Linked DNA regions of Homo sapiens: region 1 is linked to region 2. Evidence: chromatin loops called from intact Hi-C (ENCODE). Cell type or tissue: heart left ventricle. All regions are shown on one strand. Each heading gives the region's core, and the rest is flanking DNA. Links, peaks and the distances in the headings are about the cores only.

The links. Hi-C counts contacts between places; a loop is a spot of excess contacts. Peaks named below come from ENCODE experiments on the same cell type or tissue, not always from the same donor. Only the 100,000 strongest peaks of a DNase experiment are listed, where the experiment ranks them.
Region 1: a loop joins it to region 2, with 8 times the contacts of the local background. A loop is called at or near these places in 3 of 110 quality-filtered maps.

The regions. Positions count from the first base shown.
Region 1 is chr9:89,660,102-89,664,485 of GRCh38, forward strand. All of the region lies in intron 1 of LINC03062 (long intergenic non-protein coding RNA 3062), which reads left to right. Among named protein-coding and RNA genes, the nearest start is that of LINC03062, 23 kb to the left of the region's middle. RefSeq lists enhancers at 1,672-2,208, 1,893-2,187, 2,209-2,746, 2,747-3,283. In heart left ventricle, for the core only: no CTCF peak of the experiment used is centred there; DNase peaks (open chromatin) are centred at 440, 1,350 and 2,020; H3K4me3 peaks cover 998 bases; H3K27ac peaks cover 1,470 bases.
Region 2 is chr9:89,737,232-89,741,615 of GRCh38, forward strand. No RefSeq gene overlaps it. Among named protein-coding and RNA genes, the nearest start is that of LINC03062, 100 kb to the left of the region's middle. RefSeq lists a silencer at 3,768-3,817. In heart left ventricle, for the core only: a CTCF peak has its summit at 1,586 (motif pointing left); no DNase peak of the experiment used is centred there.

The sequences.
Region 1 (4,384 bases), core at 232-4,231, 77 kb before region 2:
GTGAAGGAAGGGGAAGCTAAGAAGCAGGAGAAGTGGCTTTGTAGTGAGAACAGATGCAGAACAACTCCCTTCTAGGGGAAGCTCAGGCTTCCTTCTTGGAAGTGAATAAATTGCTTGTATTGACTGTTTCTACCTGAGGGCACCTTCTCTGACAGTGCCCTGACCCAAGGCTGCATGGCCCAGGAGCCAGTGGACCTGGCTGGTCTTGCTGCCTCCATCTGTGTCATCCCTGTAAGTGTCTCTTCTCTTCAGGCCATGACATTGAAAGGCTTTGGTTCCTCTTCTTAGCAGTTTCTACTTCTCCAAATATCTGACAAATAAAGGGCCATTGCTCACCCTGGAGGCCGCTCACCCTGGAGGCCGCTGTCCCCTTGACATCACATCCCCAGGCAGCTCCATGTAGAACTCCACTGTGAAAATGCAGCAGAGAGGCTTTGGCCTCATGCTATGTCATTCCCCTAACACTGGAAAAGACATCTGAGGCCACATGAGGCTGGTGAGCAACGGGTCTGTCTGCCCCGACCGGGCAACTCTGGCTTGCCACCCACATAGGACTGGCCACTTCCTGAGAACAGGAGCTCCTCACGGCCATATTCAGGGCTGCTGTCTCTCCCTGTGCTAAAAGACTGGGTCTCCGTTATGCCCCTAGGCCTCCTTGAGGTCCTTCTGGCCAAATGCAGAGTCCTGTTGGCATTGGTGCCATCAGTTAACCATCTCTGCCTCTTTCAAATCCTCTGCGCTCCTCAGCAGGGTGGGGGTGGGGATTGTGGGGTGCGGTCTCTTTCCTTCCTTTGTCCTTTAGGCCCTCCATGCTCTTGAGGTGCTGGGCACAGGGAGGAGAAAACTGGGTGACCTCCAGAGGGAGAAGGGAGCCCGTGAGTGCCATGTCGGGATGGGAGAAGCCAAGCCTCAAGGACAAGAAGCTGAAGGTGCAATTACTAGAATGCTTTGTATACTTGATCCTCTTGTACCAAGACACATGTGGCCCCCAGACTCATTCATGTATTTGATAGACAACTCTGTCATATGTCCACCAGGGGTTTAGAAAAACCCTGTTGCTTATTCTTGAATGGAATCATCCAAAAATGATGGGATATCACTTAGGAAGCATCATGTCTCAGCAAAGCCTTGTGCTCTCTAGAAGGACAATTTTGGGTGCATTAGAGCTCTTTCTGCATTGTTTTCTTAAAGCTTTCTGTAGTGTTTAGTGATGATATTTGGGAATCAAAGTACATAGTTAATTTGAATTTGCAATAAGAAAAACTTCTAAGAGGTAATACTTTTCTCCTTTAGCAAGAGAGGCCATGCTCTGCCCATGCACCGGGGGAGGGGCAGAAAGAAGGAAGCTGAGGAGCCTGCAGGAGACTGGCTGATTTCTCACCAGCTGAGCCCTCTGGACAGCTTTGTCCAGGGCTTCATGGCTGTGGAGAACAGATCCTGCATGCCTTTTGTCTTCTGTGAGCATCTGCCACTCTGGTATGGCCACCAAATGCTCTTCTCCCTGGTGCATGCCAGGGAGCTTTGCGCACAGCATTCCACAGATAGCATGGACTAGGGAACACACCCCAGGTGGACATGTGACAGGCAGAAGACTTGTGCAGCGTGCTGTTCAGGGCGAGTGTGCAAAGACAGGCCACCTCTTGGGGAGACGGCCCATAGCGCGGAAAGAAGTCATCTTCCTTTCCGGCCATTCTCTTTTTCTCTACACACGAGCCCTGCAATAGGACTCAGTGGCTGCCGCCTTCAGTCTGGGCTGGGCCACTCCTGCTCTCGAGGGTGGAACACTGAGATCTAAGGGCCTCTCCCTGTCATGATCCCTGTTTATCCTTCGTTGTGCTCAACACGATGTTTGTCATTACTAAAGCGCTCTTAAAATTGCATCTGCACGTCTGAATAGCCTGCTAATGCAGAGCTGCCCTTTGCATTCAACACAGGAACCTGCTTCTGCCTGGCTCTAGGACAACACTTCTTGCTGGGCTCCTGCCAAGTGCGGCTGGGCTGGGCCTGGAGCGACCAATCCACTGATCCACCAATCCGGAGGGCAGCCCAGGAGGAGCGGGATCTTAGTGGATGGACGCCCTGCCTGTCTGTGGAATGGCTTCTTCCTGGGGCAACCCCGAGAACAAGAGGGAAAACAGCCTCTCCCCCTCGCCTCCTGCCCTCCTGCAGGCAGCCACCTCCTCAGCTAATTGAAAACAAAAAGGGACGCAGTTGTGAAATTCAGCCCCCAGCGCCATCATCATCTCCTGCGGGCTCAGGGGGCTCCTCACTGTGTTTATTTACAAATCAGCACATGTTGTTTTGGCCACGGCAGCAGACAGTGACCCCAGAGAGGGAGGTCCAGAGCACTACACAAATTGCACAACACAAGCAGGTCATCTGTCCCCTTTGCTGAAGATTCCTAAGAAAACAGAGGCAGCTGACTCTCAGGCCATCTGGAAGCCACCCTCAGGGGCCGAGCGCTCGGGGGCGTGTACGCCAGCCTTGGGGGTGCTATCCGGACACCAACAATGTCACTGCTGCTGCCAGCCTCAGTTTCTCCATCTGTGAAGGGCGCATGGTTGTGGTGGTGGGGCGGGGGGTGGTGGTCAGCATGCAGTGATTAGCAGCCACCTGGGGTACTCTACCGGGCAGGCGTCTGTGCTGTGTCCTATAGTTTCAGCCGCACGTTCTCTCATTTTACAGATGGTAGAGCAGCTGGGTGGCTGCCGATTCTCGCCCTGCCCATGGCTGCCCTGGCCTGTGGCCGAGGCTGTGATGAAGGGCAGCCTGTTCTGTGCGACGCAGTTAAGCAAGGTGTCCGGTGGGCTGCATTGTGACCGGGTCAGCCAGGCCCTCCTCTTTGTCTTGCTTCTGCTGGCAGAGCTCACAGCGCAGTTTCTGCATGGAGGCTGCCGGAGTTGCTTCCTGCTCCGTGCTCCCACACCGTTCTTCAGCTGACCAAGTAGTGACAGCAGGACTCCAGGGTTCTGTCCCTGTGCGGCAAAGCACACACTTTCAGTGCTGCGGTTGATGCTTGAGACGCTCAGTGGGAGGTCATTGCTTGGACTAGGACTACAAGTCCAAGCACAAACGTCCCCCTGAGGTGTCACCTGGGGTGTTAGGAGTGGGGGATGGGAAGAGGAACAATACTGGGATGGGGTTCTTGAGGAGACTTTCGAAAGGATCTAAGAGGAACTGACCTCTCCACCTCCCCCAGACTGTGCACAAAGAAAATGGGCCCAAGAATCCCCAGAACTGGGCTCCGAAATCCTCACTGTCTCCTTGCTGGTCACCAGCAATTGCTGTGACTCACTCTCCTGGTGCTTCTGTGGGCCATCTGGGCACCTTGGGGAAGTCCCAGGGATCCCCAACAGCACTCCTTTCTCCCTGTATGTTCTATCCCACTGCCTTCCCAGGCGGGCCTGGAGGGAAGAGCAGTGGCCAGGTGTCTTCAGGGTCCTGCAGGGCTGATGGGAGTGGTTTCTGTGGGTACTGTGGCTCTCCTGTGTGGGTTTCCTGCCCTGGGCTCTGTGTGTGGGCCTTGATGGGCACTGGGCTGTTCTTCTACCTTGTGGCACCTGGCCCTGTAGAGATGACAATTTCTGAAACAGGAGCATTTCCTCTGAATTCCAAGGAACTTTGCTCAAGGGCCAACTTTGCCTTATGCAGGCTGGAGCCTGAATGCTCGCTCTGCTACCAGCTGTGTGACCTTGTGAAAAGTCCTTAACTTCTCTGGGCCTTACTTTCTCATCGGGATAATATTACAAAAGGCTGCTTGAGAAATGGGATGCTTTCAGAGATAACATAGAATGAAAGCACCGGGCACAGTAAAATTCAACTGCTATTAGTTCCTTTCTCCCTTATTCAAGAAGGAAGGCAGATGAAAGCAGATTTCAGGAATGGCAGCTTGGAGAAGAGGAGAGGGAGTGGGGGTCTAGAAGAGGAGAGGCAGTAGGGGCTATGATAATCCTCTGACATTGGCTGAGAGCCAGCAGTAAGAAAGAGAAACAAGCTGTCCTTCATGTACCCACTGGCTTCTTCCTTGCACCCTCGGGTGCCGAGCTGAGCTGCAGACACCCAGACCTGACAGCCCTTCCTCCAGAGCTGGCGGTCCAGGTGGGGAGTGACATTTGGCTGATTTCTGATTTTGAAACACAGAAACCAGGAGAGTTGAGTTAAACCAGGTTTACCAATGTGAGTGGCTTATTGGCTATAGGTGCCCCAGCCAGGTATGGAAGTCCAGAGCTGGAGGGTGTGTGAGCTCCCTGAATGCAGGGCCAGCCCTGGCAGGCGAGCACACAGCTAATGGTAATGGATGGCATAGGAATACGGAGCCAAGGTTTCTGGCAAGAAAACAATGAAAAATGCACTATCTCTGAATTTTTCTCTGGGACTCAGTTGA
Region 2 (4,384 bases), core at 75-4,074:
TCCTCCATAAAGCCTTTCTTCCCTACCCCTTGACCCTCTGCAGCCTTATGTCCTCTTTCCTGTGCTCCTTTGCACCTTGTGTAGAATTTGTATAAACCTCCATTAGAATTGCTGATTTGCAGGCCTGTCTCCTAGCTAGCTAGTGAGCTTTCTGAAGACAGGCAGCCAGGGATGTTTATCTTTGCATCTCTGGCACCCAATGCATTACTTGGTGCATCATGGGCACTTGGTAAGTGTTTGTTGAATGACTGAATGAAGGAAAAGGAGTACCCGAAAAATGAAGTGATTTACTTGCTCAGAGACACAAAGATGTGAGTGATAGGGATGGAATAAAACTCAGGTCTCACTGATTATCCATTGAATAAAAACTTTGGCCCTAACATTGTTACTCTTGGCCACTTCTAAAAGGAAAGAGCCTTCATTAGCACCGAACAATGAGAGCAACTGGCTTCCCGGGCTCTCTCTGGATCTTTCTGAATCTTCTAAGACTCAGTCAAGGTTTTTCTCAGAGGAACAGGAGGCAAAGGCATAGACTGAGCCAAAGGCGTAGACTCTGGATTTGGTCTCACTGAGGTTTAAATCTTATTTTTGTCACTAGCCAGATGTTTGGCCCAGGGGAAGTGATCCGACCTCCCTGGGTCACCATTTACTCATCTGTAAATGTGGAAACAATAACGATGCCCACAGTCAGGGTGGCTGTGAGCATTAACCCAGAGAGCACTGGTGAAGGCTGCCACCTATTCACTTATTCAGCAAATATTTATTGAGCTATTATGTGCTGCTTGTTCCAAGCTAGGTCCAGGCTATGACGAAGACCCAGGGGAGCTGAGCTGTATGGGGAAGCCAGGCATGGAAACAGAAGATTGGAATGCCAAGGTGCCCCCGAGGGTAGGCCAGAAGACTCATGGACCATGGGTGGCAGAAGACCCAGGTGTGTAGTGGGAGTGACAGAAAATCAAGGAAGGCTCAAATAAAACCCAAAAGCTGGGTTTCAGCTAAGTCTTAAACATAGGGGTGCTGGTAGCTGCTCGGTATATACTAGGCTTGCCTCACTCGTTGTCATTCATTTATTTATCATCAAGTACAGCTAATCCCGTGCTTATGCAACTGTTCCATCCCCAAAGGTCTTTGTCAACTTGAACTTTGCATGAGAAAAAGATAACCTACTACATGTTTTTAAATGTTGCTTTGCATTTAAAGTTACAGATCTCCTTATGAACACACACCCCTCTCTATCTGCATGTCATTTCAAAACGCTTCTCCTTGAGGTAAAACCAAGTGGAGTTTGCATGGCTGGGAGGGAGGGTTTGGCCTTGTTCACACTTTAATCCATCCATTTTGTCTTCTAACTTGATCTCTCATTTGTGGCTTTCCCAGCTTGGACCCTTCCAGTCGTGTCCAGCAGGCAGCAGAATGTGTGTGTGCATGCGTCACCGAGAGCAGCAAGGATGGGACTGGTGTCAGACGAAGCCCTTGAAAGGGACACGCCAGCTTCTGGGGAGCAGCTTTCCCGGCACTGTCTCTGCAGCCTCAGCCTGGCCTAGCTCTGATTATGGCTCCCTCTCTTGGAGACCTTGTCACATGCCCTGCTGGGGATCTTGCCGATGTCCTTCCAGGACACTCTTCCCTGCTCTCACCTTGCTCTGTGCCTCAGAGGCTGCCCTAGATGAACTCTGTCAGACAGCTCCCCTACTTGGGCCTCCTTTTGAGGTTCCCTCAGTGGGGAGCATCCTATGCCTGAGCTGCAGGGTCTCACGGAGGTCCTGCCTCCACTTCACATACCTGGCTCCTGCTTTATCATTCTTTGAAGTTCACAGTCCTCCCTGAAACTCCATCATTCAGTGCACTCCTGTTTCCCCGTAGATAAGCTCAGGAAGAGCAGGAGCCTTTCTGTCTTGCTCACTGATGAATCCTTACCACCTAGAGTAGTGTGGCTCCTTGTAGATGCTCAATACATACTTGCCCAGTGAATGAACGAGGAATGTTTCTGTTTGGCTCCATGATGTCAAGTATTACAGTGATTGAAACCAATGAGTTGGAAATATAAATGAGAACACTATCAAGACCCATGTTCCTCAAATTAGCTTAATTTCTCTGAATTTGAGACTGTCCTTTCTCTTTTTGCTGTTCTTGCTGGCAAGCCCTGGGAAGGGGCAAAACAAAAACAAAAACAAAAACAAAACAACACAAAACAAAACAGTCCAAGTTTAATGAGGGATGCAGAAAAACCAGAGAGGAAGTGGAAGCCAAATGGCTCCATGGACTTCCAGCCACAGTGGCCACTTGCAGGAGAGCTTCCCTTAGGCTGGAGGGCACTGTCCAAGCATTTAACTCGTCTTTCAGTTTTCCTTGATCATCTCCAAAGTGGCACCCACATCCTTTCTTTCTCTCATTTTCTCCAAGCCGCTTGAGAAATTCACAAGAGTCATGGTTAGCGTCTGAGCGAGGAGAAGCTGGGGCTTAGAGGAGGAAGAGCTTCCAGCTGACCTCAGCAACTGCAGGGTTTAGTGATCTTTGGGCTGATTTTGAGTCAGAGGTGCCTTTCCTCCTTAATGCTAGAAGATGGTTATCACATGCATTGTTGTGCATGGGTTGACTGTTTTTGAAAATAACCCAAGAAAGAGTACAATGAAAAAATCTGAAAAACTGGTCATCAAGGGTTCTAGTAATGACCAGTATTTTCTTTCCTTGAAAGACCTAGTCGTTATCTATGTCCTTATTTCTCGGACTTCTGATGATACTGCATCATTAATATCTCCAACAAGGCCAGAAGGGCCACGGGGGTGCTGTCCTCACCTTGGAGACAGGGATCCACGTGCTGGCCCTGGTGGTCAGACAGGCAGGGGCTCAGTGGTGGAGTGGCAAAGGGGACCCGGCCTCAGAGGTCACTGTGCCTCAGTATTTTGGGCTTGCGAGTAGCTTTTTGTGTTGGCAAAGGGCTCTCAGTGCACCTGATATGGCTCACTCCCTGTCTGTAATCAGAGCCACGCTGCTAGACCCGGGTCATTTTCTGCTTCAGGAAAGGAGCCATGGCTGGGTGGTGGCTATCAGTCTAGAAACAGGGTTTCTGATTCTTTCGGCCAAGAATGATGGAAAAAATGGAGCTGGGGGTGAGAACTTAGCCCCAAACATCTTCTGTGAGTTAAGACTATTTTGTATTTCAACCCTTGATTTTGTTGCTACCTCCTTCCTCATTTTCTGGGGAAAAAAAAGTTCCTAACTGCACTTTAAATATATCTAGGCTGCTTGGGGCTTGGACAGACACTGCTATGTCGATGTTGCTAGCAGCGTTATTTGCAATAGCCAAAAGTTAGAAACAGCCCAGGAGGCAATCGATGGATGAGTAGATAAACAACATGTGGTCTATACATATGTATTAATTAGGTTTTTAATTTTTACTATTTCCTGATGCTGTGACATCTGGGACCTTGCTGACCCTGGAGGGGCTGCTCGTTCCAGGGACCAGCTGATTTCCAGTGAAGTTCCCCTGCAAACATCCCTTTCATAAGCAAACCAGCCAGTCCCAAGCCACCCCAACTACCTCCTCTATGGGGCTCTCACAGTCCAGGGCACTATCTCCCTGCACTCATCAGCCCAGGGCACGTACGAGACACCTAGGGACAGCCCCTGCACCCTAGAGCCTGCTGAAATCATGCAAACTAGCCAACCCTAAGCCTGCTTACCCTGCCTCGCTTGTTCCTTCCTGCGGAAACCCCAATAAAGGCTCCTGCCCACGTCTGCACCCCCTGCCCCCGTCCCCACCCCTGCCCCCTGACCCACCCTGGTGCTTCCTTGTGTGGCCCGGGGTGTGGCGTGCCCTGCCTCCTGTGTCCAGAGTCTGTGAATATTAACTTTCTCCTTCCTAACAGTCTTTTCTGTGTCTGAATTTCTTACTACACCTGATTGAAACAAATCCCCAGCACATTTTAAAACAACATACATGGAGTGTAATTCAGCCGTAAGAAGTAATGAAGTTCTGCCCCATGCTACAACATGGATGAAATTTTTTTTTTGTGTGTGTGTGTGTGTGTGATGGAGTCTTGCTCTTTTGCCAGGCTAGAGTGCAGTGGTGCTATCTCGGCTCACTGCAACCTCCGCCTCCTGGGTTCAAGCGATTCTCCTGCCTCAGCTTCCTGAGCAGCTGGGATTACAGGTGCATGCCACTGCGCCCGGCTAATTTTTTGTATTTTTAGTAGAGACGGGGTTTCAACATGTTAGCCAAGATGGTCTCGATCTCCTGATGTTGTGGTACACCCGCCTCAGCCTCCCAAAGTGCTGAGATTACAGGCGTGAGCCAAGGTGCCTGGCCACAACACGGATGAATCTTTTTTTTTTTTTTCTCTTTTTTTTTTAGAGACGGAGTTTCGCTCTTTCTCCCAGGCTG